Linked DNA regions of Homo sapiens: region 1 is linked to region 2. A link is a loop called in an ENCODE intact Hi-C map of the cell type or tissue named here. Cell type or tissue: HepG2. All regions are shown on one strand. Each heading gives the region's core, and the rest is flanking DNA. Links, peaks and the distances in the headings are about the cores only. Region 1 has its middle 110 kb from the start of COPRS. Region 2 has its middle 53 kb from the start of COPRS.

The links. Peaks named below come from ENCODE experiments on the same cell type or tissue, not always from the same donor. Only the 100,000 strongest peaks of a DNase experiment are listed, where the experiment ranks them.
Region 1: it touches region 2 in a loop (1.8-fold over the local background); 3 of 110 quality-filtered maps call a loop at or near these places.

The regions. Positions count from the first base shown.
Region 1 is chr17:31,743,933-31,760,236 of GRCh38, forward strand. It overlaps the pseudogene GPR160P2. Among named protein-coding and RNA genes, the nearest start is that of COPRS, 110 kb to the right of the region's middle. RefSeq lists a silencer at 10,338-10,632. In HepG2, for the core only: no CTCF peak of the experiment used is centred there; DNase peaks (open chromatin) are centred at 9,269 and 10,449.
Region 2 is chr17:31,797,683-31,813,986 of GRCh38, forward strand. No RefSeq gene overlaps it. Among named protein-coding and RNA genes, the nearest start is that of COPRS, 53 kb to the right of the region's middle. RefSeq lists a silencer at 3,226-3,419 and an enhancer at 4,928-5,222. In HepG2, for the core only: no CTCF peak of the experiment used is centred there; a DNase peak (open chromatin) is centred at 6,239.

The DNA of each region.
Region 1 (16,304 bases), core at 5,275-13,274, 52 kb before region 2:
TGGCTCCAGCTTGTCCTCCCAGATCCGGAGTCCCCTCCTCCCTCCCAATGCTGTGGCTTTGGCAGCCACTTTGCAAACTGAAAGTTTTAAGTGCATTTCCACCCCAGAGGAAGCTGAGAAGCAGGCATGTTGCAGCAGCCACTTCTGAGCTCCCAACATTTATCTTTCCCCTTCAGAAAAGGGATCAAACACTTTTTCACAATGGAAAGAGGAGAGGGTGGAGGGAGGGAGGGAGGAACACAGAAAAGAGAGCAAAGAGAAAAAAAGGAGGATGAATAAGAGAATTTTATTTGATCTCATTTGATCTTAATCAGACAAAGTTTATGTTTCAATTATGCATTTTTCTCTTCCATGCTGAGACAATGAACACATAAGGGAAAACAAATCAACAAATCACGTTATTTATTTACTTCCCTTGAATTTACTCTGATTCCAAAAACATTTAGGAGGCTCACAAAACTAAACACAATGGTGACTGTGATTATTAGGGACAAAAAGGAACAAAGACCATAAAGGTAGCAGAGAGAGCAGACACCAGCAGACACCTGAAGAATGCCAATTTCCGACTTGGATGCTATATTTGGCCCTATGTGGAAAAAATGTTCACTTTACATTGGTTTTGTCCTCTGGTGACAGAAAGCATTCGCATGCAGCTGTGGCCACAAGCTTTTTTTTCTGGGACTAAACTCAAGCTGAAATATATCACATGGGGCTGACAAGTTATATTTGAGTTACAGAGAATAACAAGGGCAGTAAGCCCAAAGGACTTTTCAAGGAGGCATTGTCCTGAATGGCAATGAATGTTCTAAACAGCATTTTTATTGCCAAGAAAATAAACACACTGGTTAATTGAATCCTGTGTTCCTTGAGTAGGAGGATGTCAATCTCATCCCAGGTCTGGAGGAGTTAACTGCAGCAGAATGGGCAGCCTGGGAGGCCCTGAGACCCAGAACTAGACCTGCAAACTCGGCTGAAGCAGATGCTAGGAGAGGAGAGGGACCAGAGCGAGGTGCCTGCTGTCCCTGGCCCTTTAAGCCAGCCCAACCAGTAACACATCACATCGTTGGTGGTCAAGGCAATTATCAGCACCCCTTCCTCTCTATGCACTGATCCTTGCATGCTTTTTCCTGATTTTAAGATCCTGCCAAAAGGCCAGGCATGGTGGCTCATGCCTGCAATCCCAGCACTTTGGGAGGCCAAGGTGGGCGGATCACAAGGTCAGGAGTTCGAGACCAGCCTGACCAACATGGTGAAACCCCATCTGTACTAAAAATACAATAATTAGCTGGGTGTGGTGGCATGCTCCTGTAGTCCCAGCTACTCGGGAGGTTGAGGCAGAATCACTTGAACCCCAGAGGCAGAGGTTACAGTGAGCCGAGATTGCGCTACTGCACTCCAGCCTGGGTGACAGAGTGAGACTCCATCTCAAGAAAAAAAAAGATCCTGCCATTACCATACATGCCCAGCTGTGACCCCCAAGTTCAACTCCAATAAGGATGAACACTTATGGGCTGCCTCCCCACATCCACTCTCTCCTCCCATTAGCAATGCCCCTGAATATCCTTTAGAAGCATACTTGCCTCATTTTCAGCCATGTGGTGTGGGTGGGAATGACACTACCCCCAAGTCTAGGGTTGAATCCTGTAACCCAACCTTTAACCAAGCCACTTATCACATTTACCTGGCCCTTGTGGTTGGTTTCAGGGAAGCGCAATGAGCCCCCCATCAGGGCTAACACATCTCAATTCTGGGACTTTGGTTTGTGCCATCAAGGAAGAGGATTTTCTTTTTCTCCTCTGGAAAGAAAATGAGAAGAATGTACACCCTAGAACTGCTGGCAGTCACCTTGTGGCCATGAGGGCACAGCCAGTTTGAGAAAGAAGTGAACACAGAGGAAACCAAACTGAAAGATGGAAAGCTGGAGTCTTGTGAAACCATTTGAACCAATGCAATGAGCCATGCTTAAGGCCAGGCTTACCCCTGGACTTCCCACTTAACGTTTTTATTTGGGTCCAGTTTTCTTCACTTGACACTGCTAGCATCCTACCAGATAAGGCACCTTCGACCCCTCTGGAGTTAGGTTACCTCGCCCTGCCCTGCACCGCATGTTGGCACTTTATTACAGGCACTGCTTTAGCCCATTCCTCTGTGCCTTTGGTATTTCCTATCTTCTGAGATGGGAACTCCTCCTCCCATTTCCCACTCCAGATGGTGCCAGTTGAGCCAGCCCTGGCCTCCAAGGAAGGTTACAAGTCATTCAAACACCAGATATAAACAATAAGAGAAAGCTGGATCAGCAGGCAAAGTGCAGCACCCCATCAATCCAGGCAATCCTGCAAAGGTTCTGCCATCCCAACCCACCCCGCTGTCAGGGGGCTTTGGCAGCAGCTGAGAGACATCTCGGGGAAGCCAGATGGCACTCAGCATGGCTGCTAATGTGTGGCAAGATTCACAGCTCTAGACTCCTATCTGGGGATAGGATTCCTAACCAGGAGAAGAACTGGCAGAAGCAAGCAGAGTTCTCAACTTAGAGAGACTCGGGCCAATTATTTCATCAGGCATTCAGGCGAGAAAGTGTCCAAACACCAGAATAGGGGGCCAGTCCACCCTTTGTATCAGAAACACGGCAGAACTCCAATCACTTCAGTGAGGCCAAAATCAGAACCTGCTTGGAGGCCAAGCTGCCTTGAAACTGGGTTCTTCTGAAGGATATCCTGACAGGGGACATCACTGGGCCTGTGGCTGGGAGTCCGGGGGCCCACACTATCCTCCTTTCCACATCATGCAGGAAAGCCCTGAGGGCAGAGACCATCTGTGAACCAAAACCCACCCTCTCTTCTTTATCAGATGTTTGCTTACAAGTTGCAGTCAAAGCAGCAATGTGCCCAATCCTGTTAAAAGACAAGCCTCTTCCACCAGCCCCCTTCTTCCTGCTTGGAATGTTAATGTAACTATAAATGCTTAGAGCTATGGCAGCCACCTTGCAGTCCTGAGGACAAAGGCCAGGAGAAAAGTAAAGACTTGACCCAGATCCTGATATTACTGAGCTGTTAAACCAAGCCAGAGACTGCTCTCATCTGGACTTTTTGTTCTATGAAGTAATTTATTTTTATGTATTTACTTCTTTTGAGACAGGATGTCACTCTGTCACCCAGGGTGGGGTACAGTGGCACAGTCATAGCTCACTGCAACCTTGAACTCCTGGGCTCAAGTGATCCTCCTACCTCAGCCTCCCATGTTGCCAGTACTACAGGCACTTGCCACCACACCTGGCTGTTTTTTGTTTTGTTTTGTTTTGTTTTTGTAGAGACCAAGCCTTGCTTTATTGCCCAGGCTGGTCTCAAATTCCTGGCCTTGAGCAATCCTCCTGCTTTGGCCTCCCAAAGTGCTGGGATTATAGGTGTGAGCCACCATACCTGGCCTTATGAGGTAATTTAATGTTTTAGTTGCTTAAGCCAGTGGTTCTCCAAGTGTGTCCCCAGACCCACAGCTTCAGCACCACTTGGGAGAGTTAGAAATGTACATTCTCAGGCCCTGCCCAGACCAATAGAACTTGACTCTTTAAAGTGGGACCCTAAGGCAGAGGTTGCAGTGAGCTGAGATCACGCCACTGTACCCAAGCCTGGGGAACAAAGCAAGGCTCTGTCTCAAAAACAAAAAAACAAAGCAAAACCAAAATGGGACCCTGAAAATTGAGTTTTACCAAGTGCCCCCAAGTAATTCTGGCATGTGCTAAGTTTGAGAACCACTAGCTTAAACCACTATTTTATCAGATTTTCTGTGAGGTGCAGCTGAAAGCACCTCTAATTTATACCTTTCTCCACTGTATCTCTGAACTGTTTGTGAGATATCAAGAGGCTGAGAACAAGGCAGGATAAGCCAACTGTCACAAGCCCAAATAGCAATGTTTCAAGGAGAAAATGAAACTCACAAAGGAAAAGATAAATGCAAATTAAGCACCTCTATCCATGGGAATAATCATAAATACAATCAAAAGGCAAAATGAAAGACTGGGGAAATAATTGCAACAAATATGACAACATTTAAAATCCTTTCTTTGTTAAAAGGCCATGCAAAACCAAAAAGGAAAAAACAAGATCTCAGAGAAAAAGAACACACAAAAAAAATTCAGAATAGGAAATATAAATGGATAATAAGAAAAATGGCCAGCTTGTTAGTAATCAAAGCAATGTGAATTTATTTATTTATTTTTTTGAGACAGAGTCTCACTCTGTCGCCTAGGCTGTAGTGCAGTGGCATGATCTCAGCTCACTCCAACCTCTGCCTCCCAGGTTCAAGTGATTCTCCTGCCTCAGCCTCCTGAGTAACTGGGATTACAGGCACCCACCACCACGCCCAGCTAATTTATGTATTTTTAGTAGAAACGGGGTTTTGCTATGTTGGCCAGAATGGTCTCCAACTCCTGACCTCAAGTGATCCGCCTGCCTCGGCCTCCCAAAGTGCTGGGATTACTGCGCCTGGCTGGTTTTTACATGTTTTAAAGGTTGGAAGAATAAGAAGGGAGAAGAAGGCCAGGCGCGGTGGCTCATGCCTGTAATCCCAGCACTTTAGGAGGCCGAGGCAGGCAGATCACGAGGTCAGGAGATCGAGACCATCCTGCCTAACACGATGAAACCCCGTCTCTACTAAAAATACAAAAAATTAGCTGGGCGTGGTGGTGGGCGCCTGTAGTCCCAGCTACTCAGGAGGCTGAGGCAGGAGAATGGCATGAACCCGGGAAGCTGAGCTTGCAGTGAGTTGAGATTGCACCACTGCACTCCAGCCTGGGCGACAGAGTGAGACTCCGTCTCAAAAAGAAAAAAAAAAAAAAAAGAAGGGAGGAGGAAGAAAAGGAATAAGGGGGAAGAAATGGAGGAAGAAGACAAAGGAGGTTGAGGAAAAGGAGTAGGGAGAGGAGGGGGAGACATTCACTGCAGTGGCAGAGACCGTATTTGGCACAGCCTAAAATATTTTCTATCTGCCTTTTACTGAAAAAATCTGCCAGTCCTGGACTGCTTCTAATCTAAAGCAGGGTCAGGAAACTACGGCCCCAAATCTAACCAGCCACCCGTTTTTGTGAATGAAGTTTTATTGGAACTCACCACATGCGTTTGTTTACAGAGTTTAGAGCTGCTTTTGTGCTTCCATGGCAGAGTTGAGAAGTGTGACAGAGACTGTGTGGCCCACTAAACAGAAATATTCCTTATCTGGCTCTTTACAAAACATTTCCCAACCCCTGGTCTAATAAATAATCAGAAAGAAAATAAAAATGCTTGCACAAAGATGTTTATTATTACATTATTTATCTAGAAGGCCAGTTAAACAAATGATAGGATGACATTAAATTGATATAATGAACATGAGTTACCCCAGCACCTCAAATCCTAAGGATTCAATAAACATTTTTAATTATTATTGCCTATGGAATAGTCATTTTCTCATTTTTCAAAGACCCAGTAATAAAACAGGAAGGCAGGATATAGTGTAGCAGATACAAGAGGCTATGTGCTTCTTTTGTAGAAAGGAGCAATGTCTGTTTTTATTTTCTATTATTTCAATTATGTTTTAAGACATAGATATGCAAGATAAAAGAAGGTAAAGGAATGAATCAGAATCTCGGCTGTTCTCCCTGGGCTAAGGGGTTCTGGATAATTTTCATTCTTCTCTCATATGCTTTTTAGTAATTTCCAAGTTTCCTGCAATGGAGGATTATTGCTCCTATTATCATTAAAGTTAAAATTCTTTCTTCTCATACAGTAATTGAGTTCAGAAATACAGCTGAGGGCCAGGGGCAGGCTTTGGGAGTTGTTGCTACAGAAGCTTAGCATGAAGGAAAGGGCCAAAGGCAGGAAGGAAACGCAGAACGAGGAGCCAGGGTGGGCGGGAGGTGGCCACCATGCACAGCCAAGCAGCCTGTGGCAAACCCCAGGGGCCACAGCGCTTTGAAGGACAAGGAGATCTGGCCTTGCTTCCCAAAGTGCGGCCCCCAAACCAGCAGCACACGCACCTCTTGGGAGCTGATCAGAAATTAGACTCTCAGGCCCCACCCCAGATCCACTGAATCAGAGCCTGCATTGTAAAGGATCCCAGGTGATATGTGGGCACACTCCAGTTTGAGAAGCATGGGCTGCTCTGGAACCCTGTGGCACTGTTAACCCTCCTGCAGCCATGGCCCTCCACCCACGATCTTTTTCAGTAACAGCCGCTACACTGGAAATGCATTCCAAGAGAGACCTGTGACTCCCTGGCAAGAAAAAAAGGATGGCTGGGTGCGGTGGCTCATGCCTGTAATCCCGGCACTTTGGGAGGCTGAGGTGGGTGGATCACCTGAGGTCAGGAGTTCAAGACCAGCCTGGCCAACATGGTGAAACCCTGTCTACTAAAAATACAAAAATTAGCCAGGCATGGTGGTGGGTGCCTGTAACCCAAGCTACTAGGGAAGCTGAGGCAAGAGAATCACTTGAATCCGGGAGACAGAGGTTGCAGTGAGCCGAGATAACACTACTGCATTCTAGCCTGGGGGACAGGGTGAGACTCTGTCTCCAAAAAAAAAAAACAAACAAACACACACACACACACACACACACACAAGACAAAAGGGGGCCTTAAAAGGAAAAACAGAAAGATAGATGGGTAAGCCACTGCCACCACCTTTGCACCCCTGTGCTCACGGCACACACACACACAGAGCCAGGTGTGTGTGAACATGAGGTTGGAAAACACTCAAAAGGCAGCAGGCAGCCTTTCCAGAGGCCCTGAGAGGCCTGTCCCCCACTGTGGAGTACCTACTGTCCTCAGGTAGAGACAGAGACTGTGTGCTGCAACAGGGGGAGTGTCCCAAGGCGACCTATTTACCCAATTCCTGGAAGAGATTTTATTTCTTGTTAAAATATCCTGGCTAGGCATAGTGGCTCATGCCTGTAATCCCAGCACTTTGGGATGCCGAGGTATGAGGTTTGCTTGAATCCAGGAGTTTAAGACCTGCCTAGGCAACCTGGTAAGATCCCATCTCTATTAAAAAAAAAAAAAAAAAACTTTAAAAATAGCCCAGCGTGATGGCATGAAACTGTAGTCCCAGCTACTTGGGAGACTGACATGGGAGGATCCCTTGAGCTCAGGAGCTGGAGGCTGCAGTGAGCTATGATTGCACCACTGCGCTCCAGCCTGGGCAACAGAGCGAGACCCTGTCTTTAATATATATATACTGAAGAACCACCAGACGCTAGTTGAGAGGGGCACAGAGGTGGAGAACCATGAGCCTGACTGGGCCCGGGGGCTTTGGCTTGCATGGTCTCCACCAGCCTTCTGAGCTGTCACCGAAGCAGGTAACTGCAGCCCCTCCATGTGCTGCATGTGCCTTGTCATGTGCCAGTGCTGCATGTGCCTTGTCACCCTGCATCTGCACAGCAACCCTTTGGGGTGGGCACCATGGCTCATCCCATTTGATAGGCGTGGAAACTGGGGCTCAGAGAGGTTGAGCAGCTTATCAAGGGAGAGGCAGAGCCAGGCGTCATTGTGAAGAATGTGACCCCCAAGGCCGAGTGTCTTCCTGGACACCAGGCTGTCTTCCAGAAGCATCACCTTTGATTCTCACTGTCATGCCAAAGAGGCTGCTGAGTGATCTCATCAGATTCGAGCAGCTCTGCTCAGAGATGTCCAGCTGTCCACGGCCTGCCCTGGGTCAGGAGCAATAAGCATACTTGATCAAACAAGAAGTCCTGCTTCCTGCCCCAGCAGCAAGGGGCCTGCCCAGGGCCCATGCAGCTACTCGGATGCAGTGGCTCTCCAATTCCAACCAGGTGGGCTCCAGGACTAAGTGAAATGAACCCATCGCAAAAGGGCAAATATTGTACAATTCCACTTATAGGAGGTGCTGGCATGGTCAAATTCATAGAGACAGAAAGCAGAACAGTGGTTACCAAGGGCTGAAGGAAGAGAGGAATGAGAGCAATGGGTGCAGAGTTTCTGTTTGGGATGATGAACATTCTGGAGGTAGATGGTAGTAGTGTTTGCACAGCAATGTGAGTGTACTTAATGCCCCTGAACTACACTTAAATATGGTCAAAATGGTCAGTTTTATGTTATGTGTGAATATATTTTGAGACTGAGTTTTGCTCTGTCACCTAGGCTGGCTCACTGCAGCCTCAAACTCCTGGGTTCAAGGGATCCTCCCCCTCAGCCTCCCAAGTAGCTGGGACTACAGATGTCTGCCACCACACCCAGCCAATTTTTTTATTTTTTGTAGAGATGGGGTCTCACTCTGTTGCCCAGGTTGGTCTCCAACTCTTGTACAACTCAAGCGATCTTCCCACTTTGGCCTCCCAAAGTGCTGGGATTACAGGCATAAGCCACCACACCAGGCCTATTTTGTGCATTTTAACACAATTGTTAAAGTGGTAAATTTTATGTTATGTATATTTTATCACAATTTAAGGAAAAAAAAAAGCAGGAGAGAAGGGAAAAGAAAGAGAGACTCTTAGGCCCTGGGAAGAGGAAACAGGAATATTTATTGAGCACCTACTGGATGCTAAGCTCTGTGCTGGGCTCTTCACATGTGTTCTCAAAATAACCCTTGAAGTAGGAACTGTTAGCAAACTGAGTGAGGTTTAGAAAGTGGCTTGTCCAGCATCATGAAGCCAGACAGTGGTAGACAGGGACTCATACCTAGGTCTGCGGCCTCAAGGACACTAGCTCAGCCCACAGCCATCCAAACACCATCAGAGAGAGGACATGTTGGGAAGGCCTGGTCCTCCATCACTCATTCATTCAGGGTCACCAAGCAACACTGCAGGACTGGACAGAGGTGGCGGTAAAGGGGTTCACAGTCCCTGACAACTGCGCCAGCTGGAGAGTGTGGGGGCCCACAGAGCAAATCCCTGTGTCACTTCTCACCCTCAGAACCTTGGCCTGAGGTACATTCTGCCTTTGGCACCGCCCAGCCTAACTTCCTCTGAGCAGGGAGCTGCAGCAAGCTGAGGTGAAGGGAGTTAGGGCTAGGGTCAGGGTGAGACCCGAATTTAACTTTGAACATCCCAGAAATGGCTCGCTCCCAGACATTGCACAAAAGCACAGTGACACAGGTTCAAATCCTGTCCTGGGCTTGGCAGCAACTTGGTAGAATAGAAAATGCAGGGGCTTTGGAGTCAGATGGGCTTGGGTTGAAATTCATACTCTGCCACTTGCTGTATGATCTAGGCTGGGCCTCAACTGAGCCTGTTTTCTCATGTGTCGAAGGGGCGTGGTAATACCTTCTTTACCACTGTCATCCCATGTGGACTTTAGAGCCAAACTACCTGTTTCCCCACCATTTATTTGCCATGTGAACTTGAATAAGTTACTTAACCCCTCTGTGCCTCAGCTTTCCTCATCTGTAAAATTGGGATAGTTATTACCTTGATGGGTTTTTGTAAGGATTAAATGAGTTAATACAGGTAACATGCCAAGCACAGTGCTTGGCACAAAAGAAAGTATGTACATATATGCGCTTTATGTGTATGTGTGTGTGTGTGTGTATATATATATATATATATATATATATATATATATATATATATATGCTATTATGAAACATATATAAGCCCCTGGCACATAGTAGGGGACTCACAAAGCATACTTCCCCCTTCCTTTCCTGCCTCCTGTTTCCTCCTGTATGAGGCTCAGAGAAGCTGTTAATGGTGTTTGTCCTGGATTTTTTCCTAAATATCCAGGTTGGACACAGCCAGTGCTGGCAGGAGCCCCTTGCCTTTCCTGCCCTTCCCCTCTCCCAGATATCAACAGGTGCTTCCGAGGAATGAGAAGGAAGCCTATCGAGCCACATTCTCCAGAAAAGAGGCGCAGCACAGTCGCTCCAAAAATGTGCAGCCTCTCAGCTGCCTGTGCCAAACCCACCCCATCTGTCCTCAGCCTGTGTTCCCAGGTCCCAAGGCAGTCCTGAGAGACCTCAGAGCACTGGAGGAGACTCCAACCTTGCCTCTGGGCAGACACGAGCTGACACAATAGGGAGAGACCCTTACTCCAAATGAGCATTACTTGATCATCTCCAGCCACTGTGCACGAGCAGTATTTACTTTCTCCATTTTACAAGACACAAAAGCACAGAGAGGTTAAGACAATTGGCCAAAGTTAACCAGCAAGCCAATGCAAAGGTAAAAAGTTAAATCATGGCCTTTCTAGGCTGGCTGCAGTGACTCATGCCTGTAATCCCAGCACTTTGGGAGGCCAAGGCAGGCGGATCACTTGAGGTCAGGAGTTTGAGACCAGCCTGGCCAACATGGCAAAACCCTGTCTCTACTAAAAATTCAGAAAAGTAGTTGGACGTGGTGGTTCACGCCTGTAATCTCAGTTACTCAGGAGGCTGAGTCATGAGAATTGCTTGAACCAGGGAGGCAAAGGTTGCAATGAGGTAAGATTGTGTCACTGCATTCCAGCCTGGAGCAAGACTCTGTCTCAAAAACAACAATCATGGTCTTTCTTGATCCCAAACCCAGCAGCTGGCCATTATCACATTCTCCCCCTCACTGCTGAACCACATCACCATCAGCTCTGTTACTCACTGGTCACAGGAACTTGTGTGAGTCCCTTCACCTCTCTGAACCTCCACATCCACAGTTGTAAAATAGGCAAACTACTGTACCAGGCTGTTTGTTCATTCGACAGTCATTGACTGAACCCAGAGCCATACTTACGGTGAAACTATTAAAGCTTCCTGTTCAGGGCCTCTCCTTCACACAGGGAAGGGCCTAGTAAGCATCTCACTTTTCTTAAAAAAAGTTCCCAGCCCCACAAAACCTGGGCCTGCCCCTGCTAACTGTGGTGTGTCAGCATCATGCCAAGCTCTGGATGTAGGACAAGATAGGAACAAAACGGCCAGGGGAGTTCCCCGGCCTGGTGCGGTGGCTCACACCTGTAATCCCAGCATGCTGGGAGGCCAAGATGAGAGGATCCCTTGAGTCCAGGAGTTTGAGACCAGCCTTGGCAACATGGCAAAACCTTATCTCTACAAAAAACACAAAAGTTAGCCGGGCATGGTGGCACATGCCTATAGTCCCAGTTACACAGGAAGCTGAGATGGGAGGATCACTCGAGCCCAGGAGGTCGAGGCTGCAGTGAGCCATGATCACACCACTGCACTCCAACCTGGGTGAGAGAGTGAGACCTTGTCTCAGGGGAAAAAAACAGAATCCCTGCATAGGGCTTGACTCTTGACTCACAGTAGGTGCTGAATAAATGGTAGCTGGCATTATTACTTATTGTCTCTCTCTTTCCCATTAAAATGCAAGCTCCCCAAGGATAGGGAACTTTTTCAATTTTGTTCCTTGCTGTAGCCCAAGAGTTTAGAACAGTTCCTGGCATGTGGTAAAAGCCCAGAAGATATTTTCCGACCCTTGAGATGGTTTTGTTCAACTCTTCAATTCACAGGTGAGGAAACTGGCCCAGACAGGTGTGTCTTTCCCCCAGTCTCACTGTGCTGAACAGGGCCAGGCCCCAGGGCCCCTCAAGCCCTGAAGAAGGTTTTCTTCTACTTCCTGCTGCCTCCTTTGATGATTCACACTAGGGCCCAAGAGATACTTCTGGAATAAAAAATCAAGGGGTCAAGCTGGGTGCAGTGGCTCATGCCTGTAATCCCAGTACTTTCGGAGGCCGAGGTGGGTGGATCACCTGAGGTCAGGAGTTTGAGACCAGCCTGACCAACATGGTGAAACACCCATCTCTACAAAAATACAAAAATTAGCTGGGCGTGATGGTGGGCACCTGTAATCCCAGCTACTCGGGAGGCTGAGGCAGGAGAATCACTTGAATCCGGGAGGCAGAGGTTGCAGTGAGCCAAGATCATGCTACTGCATTGCAGCCTGGGCAATAGGGCAAGACCCCATCTCGAAAAAAAAAAAAGAAAAAGAAAAAAAATCAAGGGAAGGCTGGGCACAACAGCTCATGCCTGTAATCCCAGAACTTTGGAAGGCTGAGGTGAGAGGATCACTTGAGCCCAGGAACTCAAGACCAGCCTGGGCAACATAGCAAGACCCCGTCTCTACTAAATATACAAAAATTACCCAGGCATAGTGGTGTGCACCCATAGTCCCAGCTACTCAGGAGGCTGAGGTGGGAAGATCACTTGAGCCTGGGAGGAAGAGGTTGCAGTGAGCTGAGGTCACGCCACTGCACTCCAGCCTGAGTGACAGAGTGAGACACTATCTCAAAAAAAAAAAAAAAAAAAAAAAAAAAGGCCAGGTACAGTGGCTCACGTCTGTAATCCCAGCACTTTGGGAAGCCAAGGTGGGCAGATCACTTGAGGTCAGGAGTTCGAGACCAGCCTGGCCAACATGGTGAAACCCTGTCTCTACCAAAAATAAAAATAAAAAAATTATCTGGGCGTAGTGGTATGCGCCTGCAATCCCAGCTACTTGGGAGGCTGAGGCACTAGACTCACTTGAGCCTGGGAAGTCAAGGTTGCAGTGAATCGAGATTGCACCACTGCACTCCAGCCTGGGTGACAGAGCAAGACTCTGTCTTGAAAAAAAAAGAACAGCAAGGAAATTGGTAGAGTGTAGACCTTGCAGTGAGGTTGCCAGACTTAACAACAACAATACAGGACCACAGGTTAATTTTAAAATTTAGATAAACAAAAAATAATATTTTTCTATTAGTGTATCCCATGCAATCTTGGGGGCATAGTTATAATAAAACACTATTCATTGCTTATCTGAAATTCAAACTTAACTGAGCATCTTATATATCTGCTGGAAACTCTGCCTCAGATTTCCACTGAAATTAGTTCAAATTCCTGCTCCACTACTTACTGTGTAATCTTCGACAAGTATCCTAACCACTCACTCTGCCAGAGTCTGAATGTTTTCAAAATTCATATGTTAAAAACCTAATCACCAATGTGATGGTATTAGGAGATGGGGCTTTTGGAAAGGGATTAGATCATGAGAGCAGAGGCCTTATGATTGGGATTAGTGCCCTATAAAAGAGACCCCAGAGAGCTCCCTGACTCCTTCCACCATGTAGGGACACAGTGAGGAGGCACCATCTATGAACCAGGACAGAAGTCCTTACCAGACACCAAATCTGCTGGTGCTTTGATCTTGGACTTCCCAGCCCCCAGAACTGTAAGAAAGAAATCTCTGTTGCTTATAAGCTACCCCATCTATGGTATTTTATTACAGCAGCTCAAATGGACTAAGACACACTGTAATCCTCAGTTTTCTCATCTGCAAATTAAGGATAGCCCCACCTTCTTCACAGAGTGGCTGTAAGGATTAGAGATGATACCTTAAGTATTGGACACACAGCAGACAGACACTCCCAATGTTGGTTTCCCTCCCTGGTTTCAGAAGCCCTTAGGGGACTCGGGAGGGAGCATGACTTGCCATTTGTAGGATAATATGGTAACTACGGTGTTCAAGTTCTTCCAAACAGCATTCTAGTATATAGAATAGAATATTGTGAGTGCTGCCTTAAGGCAAACTTCTCATCCCTTCAAACCCAAACTCCCTTTTCATAAGCTTTTTTTTTTTTTTTTTTTTTTTTGAGACAGTGTCTCACTCTGTTGCCAAGGCTGGAGTGCAGTGGTACAATCTCGGCTCACTGCAGCCTGGCCTTCCCAGGCTCAAAGCAGCTTTCCACCTCAGCCTCCTGAGTAGCTGGGATTATAGGCACCTACCACCCCACCACCACACCTGGCTAATTTTTTGTGTTTTTAGTGGAGACAGGGTTTCACCGTGTTAACCAGGCTGTATTCAAACTCCCGGCCTCAAGCGATCTGCCCACCTCGGCCTCCCAAGATGCTGGGATTATAGGCATGAGCCACCACGCCTGCCTTCATAAGCATTTTAAATGCCTCTTTGACTTTATTTAAATGCAGTAATAAACTATTTATATGACAACACAAAAGAATTAATATAATGATATACCTGCAACTTAAATGAAAAATAAAAGGGATAAAGTAACATTTCAACACATAAATACTTGGGCACGTCGTAGTGTGATACTTGCATGGAATAAGAAGAAATACATTTAGATTCAGAAGTTAGACAATATTCAATATTAAGTTGAACTCTATGAAATTTCCAATATGGAACTTTGATCTACAAAAATGGTAATTTCATGATTCAACCTAATACCTGATATTCAAAAATACAAGCAAATGGGGTGGGGGGTATCTTTTCCTCTACTCACAAACTAAACTACCTGTCATGTACATGTGTGTTGCACCATGAATCAATAGCTACAAATGCAGGTAGGTATAAATGTATCAGCAACTCAAATATCGTGTCATTACCATGCAGGTTGCGATTTTCCAAAATGGTGACATGCTCTTGTTAACATTGCACACAATGCAAAGTATAATCTTTCCCTTTTTTCCCAGTATTTGCACTTTTGAAAAATTGTTTATATTTGAAAAAATTCAAAAACATGACATTGCTTTATATATAAAACAGCATTCATTTCTGGGATCAGCAAATTATAAACAGGTTTTGGGGTGTTTTCTTTGTTTGTCTGTTTTGTTTTGTTTTATTGGGGGTTTTTTTCCTATATGAATTTCTTCCAGGACATTCAGAAGTTCAGAGGAGGCAGGAAAGCTTCTTGTTGCCTGGGTCTGTACCATATTGCACACGCTACAGGACTTGCCCTCTTAAATGGAAGTAGTTGACTGCAAAATCATTATGACAACCAAAAATAATCCCCCTAGTTCCAAAACCACCACTAAAGAGATGATATATCCCCATTGAGAACCACCAATCTAATAACTTCTGCCTGAATGCTTTCAGTGATAAGAAATTGACTCTACAATACCATCTCATTGACTCACCTGTCAGGAAGTAATAATTCCTTCTTCTATCTCTGGTGGGTACCCAAGTTGGGCCCCATCTCTGTACTATGGTCACCATGGAGCCTCTACCAAAGAAGCTGCTTTCTAGACCTTTCCATTGTGACTCACGCTCCAGACTCCACTGGGGGAAAAAGACAGATGTGGGAAGCTCTGCCCAGTCAGGATGAGGCTGGGGAATAATCTATTATGCTCTTCTTGCCCCATCTTGTAGTGGGTTAGTGAAAAGAGGGAGCTACAAAACAGCATATATGAGATTCTTTCATTATTATAAAAATGCATATGAGTGTGTGTGTGTGTGTGTGTGTGTGTGTGCAGAAGGAAAGACCACCTGCTCAGTGGTTAGGAACTCAGACAGACCTGGGCTCAACACCCAGATCTGCCACTTATTAAATGGTAAACCTTATTAAGTGGTTGGGAAAACAACCATCCTGAGACTTAGTTTCTCTGTCTATAAGGTGGGAATAATAAGGGCACCTACTTCATAGGAATAAATTAAGATAACACATGTGGGGCACTTAGCAGAATGCTTGGTGCCCAACAAATGTTGGCTTACGTGACTTTGCAATGATAGTGGATGAAACAATACATTTTTCCAGGGAAAACCCATATATGCACCCAAGGTGCAAAATGAGCCCCATGACCCCTTTGGCCTCACCAGGATGGCTGAGCACAAAATGAGATTAAATCCCTCTGATGACCTTGTGCAGTGGCAAGCCAGACTGTACCCTTCAATCTGGGGACCACCACACGGAAGAGGTCTGCAGAGAAAAGGCCCCATAGGCAAGACATAGCACAGGTTCAGCCCATACTTGTGCGAAAGACCCAGAGCTTATTCAGGCAGCATTTTGGTAGAACAAAGAGAAATGCAAGATTATTGGAGACCATAAAACAAAAAAAAATAGGGAGAAGATAATCAGCCAAGCAACCCACACTGGAAAAGTCAGGGGACAGAAAATTAAATGAAGCAGGGTTTTATCGTACATACTTGAGCAGGTCTTCTGAAATTTAGCTGCAAAATGTACCTGTTCATCCTTCATAGTCCTGCTGTCTGAGGTCTCCATCCTCACAAACAAACCAGCCCTCAGTGGGTTAGCTGCCTGCTGAGCTGGAGTATACTTGGGAAAAGGTTCCCAAATGTCTTCACACAAGGAATAAGATGAAAAAACTCCTGTCGATGTTTTATGGAATATTTTTACATTTTACTAGCATTCATCAGTCTTTTACTATTGACAAACATATCCCTTATATCCTATTTCAGGATTTTGAATTTTTAGGCATTAAATTTGGTAAATACTATATGTTCATTTTCTCAAGATATTTTATTTACATGTTTTTGTTTTCCAGTTTTCACAAGAGTTTCTTTAAATTCTTACTAGAATTTCTTTAAACTTCCAAGCTGCTATATCTGTTAAAAATTAATTGTATTTGTTCATTTGGATTTTATCTCTTATGTTTTAGAGAGCCAGCA
Region 2 (16,304 bases), core at 3,027-11,026:
GTATTTTTAGTAGAGACAGGGTTTCTCCATGTTGGTCAGGCTGGTCTCGAACTCCCGACCTCAGGTGATCTTCCCGCCTCAGCCTCCCAAAGTGCTGGGATTACAGGCATGAGCCACCGTGCCCGGCCACGGCTAACTTTTGTAATTTTAGTAGAGACAACGTTTCAGCATTTTGGCCAGGCTGATCTCGGACTCCTGACCGCAAGTGATCCACCCCCATCGGCCTACCAAAGTGCTGCGATTACAGGCATGAGCCACCACGACTGGCCCGATTTATATTTCTTAATTCAATTTCCTTGATTCACACATTCCCAGTATTTACAACATTTCCCCTGGGCCTCAGGAATTCATCACATGAAAGTTGAGTTATCTGTGCTGAACAGCAGCTTGACATAGCTACATACACAAGGTCAAGAGGTGGCTAACTAGAGTCTCATTGGGGACGCTGGATCCTGCATTTGTTTCTTTACGGGATTAGTTCAAAATAGATCACAGGTTCCTTCAAGTAAGGGGGCTGCCACTTTTTCCTGGCCTTCTCTCCCAGTCCCACGGGCTGAGGTCAATGTCTCGTATCCTGAACAAGAGCTCTATGAGCCCCAGGTGACCTGAGTCCAGCTCCCTGGGGTCCTGGATGGAGTCTAGTGGAGACAGACTAGGGGGGCAGGGCACGAACCTATTGGACAGTCCTGGGCCCAGGAGAACCTGGGAGAAGGAGCCAGAAGTCTGTTCTTGGAATCCCCAGCCAAGGGAGAGGGAGGCAGGAACAATAACCAGGCCATAGGGCAGTGGTCAGAGGTCTGGGAGTAGCTAATGATCACAGCCACGAAAAGAACAAAAATGTAAACAGGCAAGAGCAGGGTTCAGGGGTCGTCATCAAGTAAAGATAAGATACAGGCCATGTGCGGTGGTTCATGCCTTTAATCCCAGGACTTTGGGAGGCTGAGGCGGGTGGATCGCTTGAGGTCAGGGAGTTCGAGACCAGCCTGACCAACATGGTGAAACTCTGTCTCTACTAAAAATACAAAAAATTAGCCGGGTGTGGTGGCGGGAGCCTGTAATCAATCCCAGCTACTTGGGAGGCTGAGGCAGGAGAGTTACTTGAACCCAGGAGGCGGAGGTCGCAGTGAGCCAAGATTGCACCACTGCACTCCAGCCTGGGTGACAGTGCGAGACTCCATCTCAAAAAAAAAAAAAAAGAGAAAAGGGATTTAGAAAAAAAAAAAAATACAAGCTGGGCGTCCACCAGGGGACTCCTTCAACAGGGACTAGAGACTTGGATTCCCCTCAAAGGCAAGGACCAGGTCTCAAACTTTAAGTCCTAAGCATGTGGTGACTGCCTGTGACCCTCCGGAGAGCTGGCTGGCAACTGGCTGGCCAGGCTTATGCCCTCTTTATAGCAGCACTGTCCAGAAGAAATATAGTACAAGCCACTCCATAAGTGTAAATGTTCTAGTAGCCACAGTAAAAAAAGTAAAAAGAATCAGGTGAAACGGATTTTAAAGATATATTTATTTAACTCAGTGTATCCAAAATATTATTTCAGTGTGTAATCACTATAAAAACTAATAAGATTTTTGCTTTTTTTAACCTAAGTCTTTATGTATTTTGCACTCACAGTGTATTGCAATTCAGACAAGCCACAAGTCAAGTGCACAGTAGCTGCGTATGGCTGATATTCCTGTGCTGGATGGCACAGCTTCAGAATGTCTGATTTGGGATCTGTCTTGCAGATGCGAGAGATGAATATCCTTCTCATCCATGGCCAAAGTGGACGCAATTTCTATGGCTGGCAAGAATAGTGTCCCCTTCTGTCCTCATCACCACTTCATGTCCCTCCTGAAGCCACACACCTGATGGAGATATCCTCCCAGATAAAGAATGGGTGCAAATGTAGTGTGCTCCCTTCTAGATTCTCTAAACCAGTCCAGTCCACAAGGCCCATTTGCAGGCACATGCATATTAGGTCTTAGGACCTGCACAAGCCAGGCATGGTGGCTTATGCCTGTAATCCCAGCACTTTGAGGTCAGGAGTTCGAGACCAGCCTGGCCAACATGGTGAAATCCCGTCTCTACTAAAATTACAAAAAAATTTAGCTGGGTGTGGTGGGGGTGGGGGGTGCCTGTAATCCCAGCTACGTAGGAGGCTGAAGCAGGAGAATCATTTGAACCCGGGAGGTGGAGGTTGCAGTGAGCTGAGATCACATCAGTGCACTCCAGCCTGGGCAACAGAGCAAGACTCCATAAAAAAAAATTTTTTTTAATACTTGCATGGTATTTATTAATACTAGGGGAAAGGCTTTTGCAAAGACAGCTGAAGGGGAAGACATATTGGTGCACTAGGGCTGCCATAACAAAGTACATCAGATTAGGTGGTTTCAACAACAGAAATTTATTTTCTCACAATTCTGGAGTCTGGAAGTCTGAGATCAAGGTGCCAGCAGGGTTGGTTTCTTCTGGGGCCTCCCCTCTTGGCTTGCAGATGGCCATCTTCTTCCTCTGTCTTCATGTGGTCTTTCCTCTGTTTATCTGTGTCCTAATCTCCTCTTCTTATAAGGACACTAATCACGCTTGTTTAGGGTCCACCCTGATGGCAGCATTTCAACTTAATTACCTCTTTAAAGACCCTAACTCGAAATATAGTGACATTTTGAGGTTCTGGGGGTTGGGACTTCAACATATGGATTTGAGAAGGACACAATTTGGTCCATAACAGAAGAAAAGCATGGGACACTCTGAGATTAAACACTAAGGCTGTGCACAGTGGCTCATGCCTGTAATCCCAACACTTTGGGAGGCCAAAGTAGGAGGATTGCTTGAGCCCAGGAGTTCAAGACCAGCCTGGGAAACATAGTGAGACCCCCATCTCTGCAAAAAATAAAAAATTAGCCAGGTGTGGTGGTATACTCCTATAGTCCCAGCTACTTGAAAGTCTGAGGTAGGAGGATCATTTGAGCCTGGGAGGTCGAGGCTGCAGTGAGCTATGATTGCGCCATTGCACTCCAGCCTGGGCAACAGAGCAAGATCCTGTCTCAAAAAAACAAACAAACAAACAAAAACCACACTAACTAAAAGCTCCTCCCAAGATCCTTCAGACCTCAATAGGTCTAGGAGTGAGAAAGAGCCTATATTTTCAAAGCTTCAAGCAGGCCTCTCTTTTACAAGTGTTGAATTAACCCCTGGGAGAAGATAGCCTTTTATTTTAGGAAAAATCCACTCTGTGTGACTCTTTCTTGTGAAGATGTAAAGCAAATGTTCCTGTAGCTATGGAGATAGTGGAGACAGCTGGGCTCCTGGGAACCAAATGAGTCCACAAGGTGCCAGGGAAGGTTATCTGTGTAAGTAGAAAATGCTTCTTGGAGTAGGCATGGCTTTGGACTGTCCTGTGCTAGAAAACAATTTCTTCCACTTAGGAAAATGTATAGTCTTACGTAGGTAACACCCACAGGAGATGAGAATCTGAGGCAGGCCTAGTTTTTACCAAGAGCTGGAGAAGAGCCTATAGAAAGAACCTGAGCCACACTTCAGTGCAGTGCTGCCCAGACCGCACCATTAACGTCCCCAAGATGCTATTCAAGATGAGGCCGCTGAGACTGAGGCTGGATCACTGAGTCTTGAGGTATAATCATGTTGTGCTTTGAGTGCAAAAACACACCAAGGAGGGTGTGTTCCCATACGGGGAGTAGACATTCCCACTCTCGATCATCCTGGGAAGAAGTCGTCCCAGAATATACAAGACTGGGGCTGCAAGTTTTCACCTAAAAGGGAAAGAAACTCATCTCCTCCATTTATCTGCAGAAGTGGGAGAGAGACCAACTGGGCAGAGGTCAGCTGGGCTCTATGACATGCCCACTGACATATTCTGTTTAGGATGGCAGGGGTGGCAAGTGACAACCAGGACGGAACAGCTGAACACATAAGCATCCTCTAGAGAATCCCAGAAATACTCAGAGAGGAGAGGAGAAACAAGATGAGGCTTAAAGGGCAATATGAATATTAAATAAGCTTTTTCAGTAGCTACTAGCTGAGGCTTGGATCTGTTTGCCCACTTCCACTAGGCTATGAGTTCTGAAGGCCAAACCTGTTACTCATATTTGTGTCTCCAGAATGATCCTAGCAGAAAAAAGGGGCTCAATAATCATGTGATGCATGAACCTGGAAACCAAGCCCACTCCTGCAGAGGGAAAGCTGAGGCACAAGGGTATTCGGGACCTCACGGATCAGAAAGGAACTCTGGGGAATCTTGAATGATGTTTTTTCTCGGTACCTCCCAACAGAAAGAGAAAAACCTGCCTCCCATCCTCCAATGTGCCTCTCAACAGAGAAACAATATTGAAAAGCCAGCAGAAAGCTTTAACAGAAAAGAAAAGCGAGTGGCTCATGGTAAGCCTTGTGTCCACGCAAACATTCTGTGGATGAAGAAGAAAATAACCAGGAGCCAACATCCACACAGGCCAGGCACCAGGGCTCCCTTCTCCTGGCACCAGTTTCTGAAAATGACTTCTCTCCCAAGGACCCCAAAAATAAGGGGGAGCTAATTGCATCCCAGAGCCCTCCCCATCTGGACTGAAGTCAAGGAGAGACAAGGAAAGAGCTGGGGCTTGACAAGTTCATTAGAAGAGGGCTCAAGAGCAATGTGGCTCTGCCAACAGCATCCAACAGCAGGAGGATCTAAACAAACCTGGTTTCTCTGTTCTCAGCAGTCCTTCTGATGAAAAGGACTGGCATGGTTTTACTGCCTAGCTGGTTAAGCAAAAAAAGAAATGTATTTAAGAGCAGACTGGAGATGAAACATTCAGAGAGTAACACCCATGGTTTGATAAGGAAACTGTCACTGAAGGCAAGTCCTAAGTGCCAGAAACCTGGTCCTGCTGCAATCACTACTGTAGCCAGCACTGATTTCATGTCAGCACCAGGAACATGAACTTGCTACCACCGGCAGTCACCACCAAAAGCTGGGCACCCTTGTTGCCATCCACACCAGCAAACATGGCTGCTCCAGCCACAGCCTGTTTCTCCCTGGGGCTCCCACTTGAACCAGTGTCAGTATGGACGCATCTGATTGGTGGAGCCTGGCCCAGGTCTATGTCCCAGACCCAGGGCAGGCTGGGAACTTGAGTTCTGACTTCCTCATAAGACATAAGAGGAACTTCCCTGGAAACAGAAAGACAATTCAAAAGGGCATTTCAAGGTTAAGAAAAGTTCATGGTGGTGATGGTAGCAAAACAGTGTGACTGTATGTAATACCACTTCAAAATGGTTAAGAAAGGTCAGGCATGGTGGCTCACTCCTGAAATCCCAGCACTTTGGGAGGCTGAGGCAGGAGGATCCCGCTTGAGCCCAGGAATTCGAGATCAGCCTGGGCAACATGGTGACCCCTGTCTCTACAAAAAATTAGGCTGGGCGCGGTGGCTTATGCCTGTAATCCCAGCACTTTGTGAGGCCAATGCGGGTGGATCACCTGAGGTCAGGACTTCAAGACCAGTCTGGCCAACATGGTGAAACCCTGTCTCTACTAAAAATACGAAAAATTAGCCAGGCGTGGCGGGGTGCGGTGGCTCATGCCTGTAATCCCAGCACTTTGGGAGGCTGAGGCGGGCAGATCACGAGGTCAGGAGATCGAGACCATCCTGGCTAACACGGTGAAACCCCGTCTCTACTAAAAATACAAAAAAAAAAAAAAAAAAGTATCCAGGCATGGTGGCACGTGCCTGTGGTCCCAGCAACTCGGGGAGAAAAGCTTGAACCTGGAAGGCAGAGGTTGCAATGAGCCAAGATCGCGCCACTGCACTCCAGCCTGGGCAACAGAGCAAAACTCTATCTCAAAAAAAAAAGAAAATACAAAAAATTAGCGAAGTGTGGTGGCAGCTGCCTGTAGTTCCAGCTACTCACGAGGCTGAGGCAGGAGGATCACCTGGGACCAGGGAGGTCAAGGCTGCACTGAGCCGTCGTCGCACTACTGCACTCCAGCCTGGGTGACAGAGTGAGATCCTATCTCAAAAAAAAAAAAAAAGGGTGGTTAAAACGCTATATTTTGTTATGTGTGTTTTACCACGAAGAAAATTTTGAAGTTAACTACAAACAAACAAAAAAAGACATTGGACAGCTGTGTGACAAACAGCCATGGCTGATATCAATCACTGTTGGTGAATAAGTAAATAAAGGCATTAGGCAGAGACATAGGATCCTCAGACCCACAGTAGTAATGACCAGTCACTGTTTAACCTTTCTCAGTTTACTGAGCATTTTCAGCGTACTTTGTACTTCCTGCTATCATAGCTCACACCACACAGGAGGACTGTTGTTTACGTAATCACAGCTCATTTGTGTGAGTATTTAGTGTGCCTGGTGCTTCCACCCATTATGTGTTACTCCTCACTGCAACCTGGAGGTAGGTGTTGGGTGCCGGTATTGCTCAGAAGCAGCAATTCATTTGTTATACTTGGGGAGGGGAGGCTCTCGGAATAAGTCAACAGAAATAGAGTGTGAAGTTAGCAAATTCAAGGTAAAGATCCAGAAGAAACTATAGAAAACTAAAGAAACAGAGAAAATAAGAGAGAAAGTTCAACATATTTATTTTTTGTGACCACAAAGTGAGAAGCCTAGAATAGCCTGAAACACAGAGAAATTTAACCAAATAGGCATAGGACTAAAATGCTAAAACTAAAAACTAAAATGGCATAATGCCCTACATCTGGTAGCCCTGGCAACAGGCCTCCCACCTTAGAGTATGATGTTATAATGAGAAAAAAACACGTGCAAATAAAGTAAATAGTCATTCCACGGCTGTGGAGAGAATTGGATTTGATGAATGTCAAGTCTTCGCACATTTCCAGGCCCCCACTAAAGGAGAATCAATCAGCAACAGTTCTATTCCCATTTTCAGATGGAAAATCTCAGCCTCATATGAGTGAAGGAACATTGCCATTTGCTATCAAAGACAGATCTTGATCCTATTTTTTTCAACCCCAAATTCCAAGCCTTTGGCTCATCTGAAGGTTTGGGTGGGAGTGTGAGGAGGACTAAATACAGTGGACCTGTATTTTAAAAATCAATATAGTCTGGATGCGGTAGCTCACGCCTGTAATCCCAACACCTTGGGAGGCCGAGGTTGGGCGGATCACCTGAGGTTGGAAGTTCGAGACCAGCCTGACCAACATGGTGAAACCCTGTCTCTACTAAAAATACAAAATTAGCCGGCTGTGGTGGTGCATGCCCATAATCCCAGCTACTTGGGAGGCTGAGGCAGGAGAATCACCTGAACCCAAGAGGTAGAGGTTGCGGTGAGCCCAGATCTCACCATTGTACTCCAGCCTGGGCAACAAGAGCAAAACTCCATCTCAAAAATAATTAATTTAATTTAATTAAAAAATCAATATTATTTTACTGAGAACAAGACTGTGTGCCTCTACTCCATGGAAGTAACTATGGCAGGCACTGCAGATTGGAACAAGATGAGCGGGAACCCCCTGTCCTCAGGGCAGTGGTGTCGCCAATGAAATGGGCCTGATGCCATGTTTATAGCGTGAGCTGCTTTCATTTCTCCTTCCGTCAGGGGAACAGGTTTGGCTAAGCCAGCGATTCTCAGCCTGGGCTGCACCTTGTTTTGTTTGTTTGTTTTTGAGTCCGAGTCTCACTCTGTCGCCCACGCTAGAGTGCAGTGGCGTGATCTTGGCTCACTGCAAGCTCCGCCTCCTGAGTTCACGCCATTCTCCTGCCTCAGCCTCCGGAGTAGCTGGGACTACAGACGCCTGCCACCACGCCCGGCTAATTTTTTGTATTTTTAGTAGAGACGGGGTTTCACCTTGTTAGCCAGGATGCTCTCGATCTCCTGACCTCGTGATCCGCCCACCTTGGCCTCCCAAAATGCTGGGATTACAGGCGTGAGCCACCTCGCCTGGCCGGGCTGCACCTTGTTAGCTCCTGGTCTGACTTAAGTGGTCAGGCATGCAGCCAGGGCATTAGTGAATGGGCAGCCAAGTGAAGCAGCCCCAACCTAAGCTGAGATAAGCTCTTGGGCCAACTGGGGCATGGAAGGGAGGAGGGAGTGTGGGGACTTTTGTATCAGGGAAGTAAATGGGCCTTCCAGGAGAATGGCCAGGGCTGTGGTCTCTGTGGCTGTAGATACAAGCCCCAGGGAACTGACAGAAGGAGGAGCGGGGAGCCCTGCCTCTCAGCAGGCACCTGCAGAAGTCACAGCCACAACCTCAAACATCAGGCTGCTCTCAGGGTGAAAATGCTTCCCGCAGCCTAAGATAGGTCCTTTATTGTCAGAACCAGGAAGCCAGGTGTGGTAGCTCACACCTGTAATCCCAACACTTTGGGAGGCCAAGGTGGAAAGGGGTGGTTGCGGGGGAAGTGGGTAGCACTTGAGGCCAGGAGTTCAAGACCAGCCTGGGCAATATAGTGAGACCTCATGTCTACAAAAAATAAGCAAAATTAGCCAGGTGTGGTGATGTGTGCCTGTAGTCTCAGCTACTCAGGATGCTGAGGTGGGAGGATCACTTGAGCCCAGGAAGCGGCAACTGTAGTGAGCTATAATCGCGCCACCACACTCCAGCCTAGGCGGCAGAGTGAGACCTTGTATCAAAAAGAAATCAAAAACAAAACAAAAAATAACTAGGGCTACATGGAAAGGAAAAGACTCCAGTGAATACACACTTGACTACAACCAGAGTGGCCTTCCTGACCATGGGAGGTGAGATGCACAACTACCACTGCTACCTAGAAACAGTCTATTGCAGGGGTCCCCACCCCACCCCTGCCATCATACCGGGTGCACAGCAGGCAGTAAGCGTCAGGCAAGCAAGCCAGCGAAGCTTCATCTGTATTCCCAGCTGCTCCCCATGGGTCGCATTACTGTTTGAGCTTTGCCTCCTGTCAGATCAGTGGTGGCATTAGATTCTCATAGGAGTGTGAACCCTACTGTAAACTGCACGTGTGCCGGATCTAGGTTGCTCGCTTCTTATGAGAATCTAATGCCTGATGATCTGTCACTGTCTCCCATCACCTCCAGATGGGACCATCCAGTTGCAAGAAAACAAGTGCACAATTGGCTGGGCACAGTGGCTCACGCCTGTAATCCCAGTACTTTGGGAAACTGAGGCAGGTGGATCACGAGGTTAGGAATTCGAGACAAGCCTGTCCAAGACGGTGAAACCCCGTCTCTACTGAAAAATACAAAAATTAGCCGGGTGCGGTGGTGGGTGCCTGTAATCCCAGCTACTCTGGAGGCTAAGGCAGGAGAATTGCTTGAACCCAGGAGGCAGAGGTTGCAGTGAGCCGAGATCGTGCCACTGCACTCTAGCCTGGGTGACCTGGGTGACAGAGCAAGACTCCATCTCAAAAAAAAAAAAAAAAGTGTACAATACATGTAACGTGCTTGACTCATACCAAAACCATGTCCCCCACCCCCAATCCATTGAAAAATCGTCTTCCACAAAACCAGTCCCTGATGCCAAAAAGGTTGGGGACCACTGGTCTATTGCATTTTCAAGCATAGTCAGATAAATAAAATGCATTCTTATTTTATTAGCAACTCTTTTTTTTTTTTTTTTTTTTGAGACATGGTCTCCCCTGTCACCCAGGTTGGAGTGCAGTGGTGAGATCACATCTCATTGCAGCCTTAATCTCCTGGCCTCAAGTGATCTTCCTGCCTCAGCCTCCTAAGTATCTGGGACTACAGGCGGCATGACAATGTCCAGCTAACTTTTTTTAATTTTTAATAGAGATGAGGCCACACTATGTTGCCTAGGCCGGTCTCAAACTGAGCTTAAGCGATCTCCCTGACTCAGCCTCCCAAAGTGCTGAGATTACAGGTGTGAGCCACTGCACCCAGTGGTTTTTTTTTTTGTTTGTTTGTTTGTTTGTTTGTTTGTTTTGAGACAGAGTCTCACTCTGTCGCCCAGGCTGGAGTGCAGTGGTGTGATCTCGGCTCACTGAAACCTCTGCCTCCCAGGTTCAAGCGATTCTCCTGCCTCAGCCTCCTGAGAAGGTGGAACTACAGGTGCCCACCACCATGCCCGGCTGATTTTTGTATTTTTAGTACAGACAGGATTTCCTCATGTTGGCCAGGCTGGTCTCGAACTCCTGACCTCAGGTGATCTGCCCACCTCGGCCTCCCAAAGTGCTGGGATTACAGGCATGAGCCACTGCACCTAGTCTATTTTATAAGCAACTCTTAAAAGCTCCTGCAGTGTGTGAGTTACAGCAGAGACAACTAGTTTCATCTATTTATTTTATGTGTTTAGCACTTAATTCACATGAGCATACATTGCAAGACACTCAGCTGTAACACATTTTTACTATGCTATGTTCTTACACATTAACCAGATTTCATTGATTACTCACAACCAACATTTGTGAGAGCAGCTGTCTTGTTTCCAAGAATTCCTCTCTTTCTCAACATTTTCTGTCCATCTTTGCTATTGTGAGGTTTGGTTTCCACATTGAAATCTCTTTTATCTCCAATCTTTCACTAGTATTTCTTCTGTAGTTTTTCAGAGTTCTTACATACCTTTTCTACCATTTTTGTACTTCTTTTTTTGTTTTGTTTTGTTTTGTTTTTTGAGACAGAGTCTCACTCTGTCACCCAGGCTGAAGTGCAGTGGCATGATCTCGGCTCACTGCAAGCTCTGCCTCCCGGGTTCACGCCATTCTCCTGCCTCAGCCTCCTGAGTAGCTGGGACTACAGGCACCCACCACCACTCCCGGCTAATTTTTTGTATTTTTAGTAGAGATGGGGTTTCACCGTGTTAGCCGGGATGGTCTCGATCTCCTGACCTCGTGATCTGCCCACCTCGGCCTCCCAAAGTGCTGGGATTACAGGCGTAAGCCACCGCGCCCAGCCCATTTTTGTACTTCTTAAAATATTTTACACAAGTAAATAAATACAAAGAAAAGATTATTCGATTAGGTGAAATAGACAACACAATTCTTGTCAATATTTTAATGCTCTGTAATAAGTTCAAAATGGATGGCATGTTGAACATTATTTGATGTGGAAACTCTAAGCTTAACTTTTCAAAGATTAAATCAAAGCTCAGAAACATGCACAGATTTTCTCATCAATAGTCACTGCCTATGTCAATCTGGGTCCTCCAGGAAGCAGATGCTGAGATGGAGTGAAGAGGAAAAGATTTATTGGGGGGCAATAATTACAAAAGATAAGGGGGCGGATGACGTAGGTCTGTGAAGGGAAAACATTCCAAGTGCAATGCAGATCTAATCATGTGAAAAGAAAGAGGGGAGGAAGAAAAATAGGGTAGAATACAGAATTTTCAAAGCTTCCGGCAGCCCAATGGGGGAGTGAACCAAAATGCCCAGTGGAAGACTCCCACATTGGGCAGAAATGATGAGGCTCTGGTACCCCTGGCCATGTTCAGCCATTGGCTTGGGAGCTGCCTGGGAAGAGAGAGACCTCAGCTCAAATGCTGCTACTGGCTGAATGCGGTGGCTCACCTATAATCCCAGCACTTTATTTATTTTTTTTGTTTGTTTTCTTTTTCTTTTTTTTTTTTTTTTTTTGAGACAGTCTCGCTCTGTCATCCAGGCCAGAGTGCAGTGGCACGATCTTGGCTTATTGCAACCTTTACCTCCCAGCTTCAAGCAATTCTCCTGCCTCAGCCTTCTGAGTAGCTGGGATTTTTTTTGCGGGGTGGGGGACGGAGTCTCGCTCTGTCGCCCAGGCTGGAATGCAGTGGCACGACCTCGGCTCACTGCAGCCTCCACCTCCCGGGTTCCAGTGATTCTCCTGCCTCAGCCTCCTGGGTAGCTGAGATTATAGGCACATGCCACCATGCATGGCTAATTTTTTGTTTTTTTGGTTTTTTTTTTTTTTAGTAGAGATGGGGTTTCACCATGTTGGCCAGGCTGGTCTCGAACTCCTGACCTCAGGTGATCCACCCGCCTCAGCCTCCCAAAATGCTAGGATTAAAGGGGTGAGCCACTGCGCCTGGCCTAATTTTTGTATTTTTAGTAGAGATAGGGTTTCACCACGTTGGCCAGGCTGGTCTCGAACTCCTAGACCTCAAGTGATCCATCTGCCTCAGCCTCCCAAAGTTCTGGGATTATAGGTGTAAGCCACCATGCCCAGCCTAATCCCAGCACTTTAGAAGGCTGAGGTAGGAGGATCGCTTGAGGCTAGGAGTTCAAGACCAGCCTGGGCAAAATGGTGAGAACTCATCTCTACAAAAAACAAATGCTACTATGGAGGACCCCAAAGGTGCTGCAGCTGCACGCTATCTGCTAACCTCATTCCTTGCAGCTGAATGGCAAGTTCGTTCTTGAAAGGAGATCCCAGCAATGTTCTTCCATGGCTCCCATGCTGCCTCCTCCCATCTGCCAATGTAAGCCTTTGTAAGTGAAAAGGCACAGCCTCCTAAGGTTACTAAATGCTTGTCTATTCTTGGCCTGGAGTGATCAAGTGAATAACATGCCCAGCTGAACTCGGGGAATGCAATCAAACTTTTTTTTTTTTTTTGAGACGGAGTCTTGCTCTTGTTGCCCAGGCTAGAGTGCAATGGCGTGATCTCAGCTCACTGCAACCTGCACCTCCCGGGTTCAAGCGATTCTCCTGCCTCACCCTCCCAAGTAGCTGGGATTACAGATGCCCACCACCATGCCTGGCTAATTTTTGTATTTTTAGTAAAGACGGGGTTTCACCATGTTGGCCAGGCTGGTCTTGAACTCCTGACCTCGTGATCCCCCTGCCTCGGCTTCCCAAAGTGCTGGGATTACAGGCGTGAGCCACCATGCCTGACCAACAATGAAACATTTTACATAGAGATATAGTTGATGAACAGTGGTGGAAACATGGGTAACTTGTTTCTTTCTGCTTTACTTTATATCCCAGATTTTTAAAAATGACCTTTTTCTTTTTGAAGAGAAAAATATATAAAAAATATTTTTAAATCAGTCACCATAATAACACTTTTTAATCTAAAATTATATTCCCCAACTTAGTAGCTCAACAAATTGCTTCCTAGAGAAAGAACATGGTCAAGGACCAAGCAGAGGCTTTGCGTTCAGACAGACCAGAGTTTGAACCCCAGCCCTATTACTGCAACCCTGCACACTGGGCAAGCCCTTACCCTCTCTCAGCCTCAATTCCTTCCTCTGGAAGGGAACTTATGTGTCTTCCTTCTTCACACTCCTTTATTAGAAGATGCAGTGTGGGTAAGCCCTCTCATTCCATTTTGTGCTGGGAGTTTCTAAAAATCAAATCTACATTCAGAAGACAGACAGTGGCCATAGCTGAAGAAATTCAAAATAATGACCTGGGAAAGTCCCCAAAATGAGTTCTAAAAAGCTCTTTGGCAGCAATTCCTCTTGCAGGCATATGCCCAAAATAATGGAAAGCAAGGACTCAAATATCTTTGTACGCCCATGTTCTTAGCAGCATTATTCCCAGTAGCCAAAAGGTAGAAACAATCCAAATGTTTATTGACAGATGAATGGATAAACAAAATATGATATGTACATACAGTAAAATCGTATTTGGCCTGAGAAAGGATGCATGTTGACACACACTAGAGCATAGATGGAGCTTGAGGACATTGCGCCAAGTGAAATGAGCCAGACAAAAAAGGACAAATGGTATGATTCCATTTACATGAGGAACAGCACATAGTCAAATTCATAGAGACAGAAAGTAGAATAGAGATTGCCAAGGACTGGGGGGAGGAGGAAAAGGGAAGTTAGTGTTGGATGGGTATCAAGTTTCAGTTTGGGATAAGAAAAGTTATGGAGATGAACAGTGGTGACGGTGGTACAACTATGCGAATGTACTTAATGCCACTCAACTGTACATTTTAAAATGATTAAGGCTGTGGTTCACGCCTATAATGCCAGCACTTTGGGAGGCCGAGGCGGGAGGATCACGAGGTCAAGAGATTGAGACCATCTTGGCCAACATGGTGAAACCCCGTCTCTACTAAAAATACAAAAATTAGCTGGGCGTGCTGGCGAGCGCCTGTAGTCCCAGCTACTCAGGAGGCTGAGGCAGGAGAATCGCTTGAACCCAGGAGGCAAGCTTGCAATGAGCTGAGATCTTGCCACTGCACTCCAGCCTGGTGACAGATTGAGACTGCATCTAAAAAAAAAAAAATTATTAAAATGGGCCGGGCATGGTGGTTCACGCCTGTAATCCCAGAAGTTTGGGAGGCCGAGGTGGGCAGATCACCTGAGGTCAAGAGTTCAAGATCAGCCTGGCTAACATGGTGAAACCCCGTTGCTACTAAAAATAGAAAAAAAATTAGCCAGACATGGTGGCGGGCGCCTGTAATCTCAGCCACTCGAGAGGCTGAGGCAAGAGAATCACTTGAACCTTGGAGGCAGAGGTTGCAGTGAGCTGGGATCATGCCACTGCACTCCAGTCTGAGCAACAGAGCAAGACTCTGTCTCAAAAAAAAAGGGGTGGGGGTTAAAATGGTACATTTTATGTTATGTATATTTTACCAAAAATTTTTAAATAATTTTTTAAAGCCTCCTTGCAATGCAGCATTATTATTAATATTATTATTATTGAGACAGTGTCTTTCTCTGTCACCCAGGCTGCAGTGCAGTGGCACAATCTCAACCCACTGCAGCCTCCACCTCCCCAGGCTCAAGTGAGCCTCCCACCTCAGCCTCCTGAGTAGCTGGGACTGCAGGCGCAAGCCACCACGTCTGGCTAATTTTTGTTGCTTTTCGGTTTTGGGAGGGGTGGGTTTTGGTAGAAGAACGGTTTCTCCATGTTGCCCAGGTTGGTCTCAAATTCCTGAGCTCAAGTGATCCTCCTGCCTTGGCCTCCTAAAGTGCTGGGATTACAGGCATAAACCACTGCACCTGGTCACAACACAATATTATTATTTGAAACACATGCAGGAAATAAAGCTGAGCTACAAAAGATGTTTCTCATATAGAGAAGCAACTTGTGAAATTCGTTGCATTTTTTATAAATTCAATTATAAAAATAAGAAAGTCATATGATTTGGCTCTGTGTCCCCACCCAAATCTCACCTTGAATTGTACTCCCATAATTCCCATGTGTTGTGGGAGGGACCCAGTGGGAGATAATTGAATCACGGAGGCAGTTTCTCCCATACAGTTCTTGTGGTAGTGAATAAGTCTCATGAGATCTGATGGTTTTAAAAAGGAGGCCAGGCACAGTGGCTCACACCTGTAATCCCACCACTTTGGGAGGCCAAGGCAGGTGGATCACCTGAGGTCAGGAGGTCAAGACCAGCCTGGCCAACATGGTGAAACCCCATCTCTACTAAAAATACAAAAATTACCTGGGCATGGTGGCACATGCCTATTATCCCAGCTACTTGGGAGGCTGAGGCAGGAGAATCACTCAAACCCAGGAGGTGGAGGTTGCAGTGAGCCAAGATTGTGCCACTGCACTCCAGCCTGGGTGACAGAGCAAGACTCCATCTCAAAAAAGACAAAAAAAAGGAATTTCCCTGCACAAGCTCTCTTCTCTTCTCTGCTGCCATGTGAGACGTGCCTTTCACCTTCCACCATCATTGTGAGGCTCCCCCAGCCAAGTGGAACTGTAAGTCCAATAAACTCTTTTGTAAGTTGCCCAGTCTCAGGTATGTCTTTATCAGCAGCATGAAAATGGACTCATACAAGTCACATGACAGAAAATTTTAAAAATTAATAAAGAACCTTATACCTTCATTTCTTCCTTACAAGATGTTTTTAACCTACTTGTAATCATCACCTATAAACCCTACGCCTTCTGAAGACAAGTCCCCAAAATCCAGATGCCCCACTGGCAAGGCACAGGAGCAAAATGGACACTGTGATTCTTCTCCAGACATTCAGCTGTGCTTCCCCCAGGGTGGGAAGCCTCCAACACTCTTGTAGATGTGAAGGCAGGGCAGCCATGGCATGGTGGTGGTGGGAGAGGAGGCTTGGAAAAGAGAAAGCTAATGGCTGTCTATGTTTCCTCTATCCTGGTGTGGGGACATTGGTGCACCCATGCACACGTGCACAGTCCCTCCATGCTGAGGCTCTATTACCTCCCATGGCTCCTTCAGAATGGAGTCCACCAAGAAGAAGGAACTGGTTGTTGAGGCAGCCCCAGGCCCTTGGCCTGAGAAGCATCTGGCTGATCGCTGAGGCCCCCTGTGAGGAGCCCAGGACCAGGTCCCTGGGGGAAAATGAGGCAGAACTATGGCCTCTAGTTCAGTCTCACTCCCATCAGGATAGCAGAGGGCAAGTCTGGAACTGGGCACATTCAGGTTTGAGTCTTGGTACAGCCTTATGCAAGTGACTTCAGTTCTCTTGAGCCTCGGTTTCCCTAGCTTTACAATGGG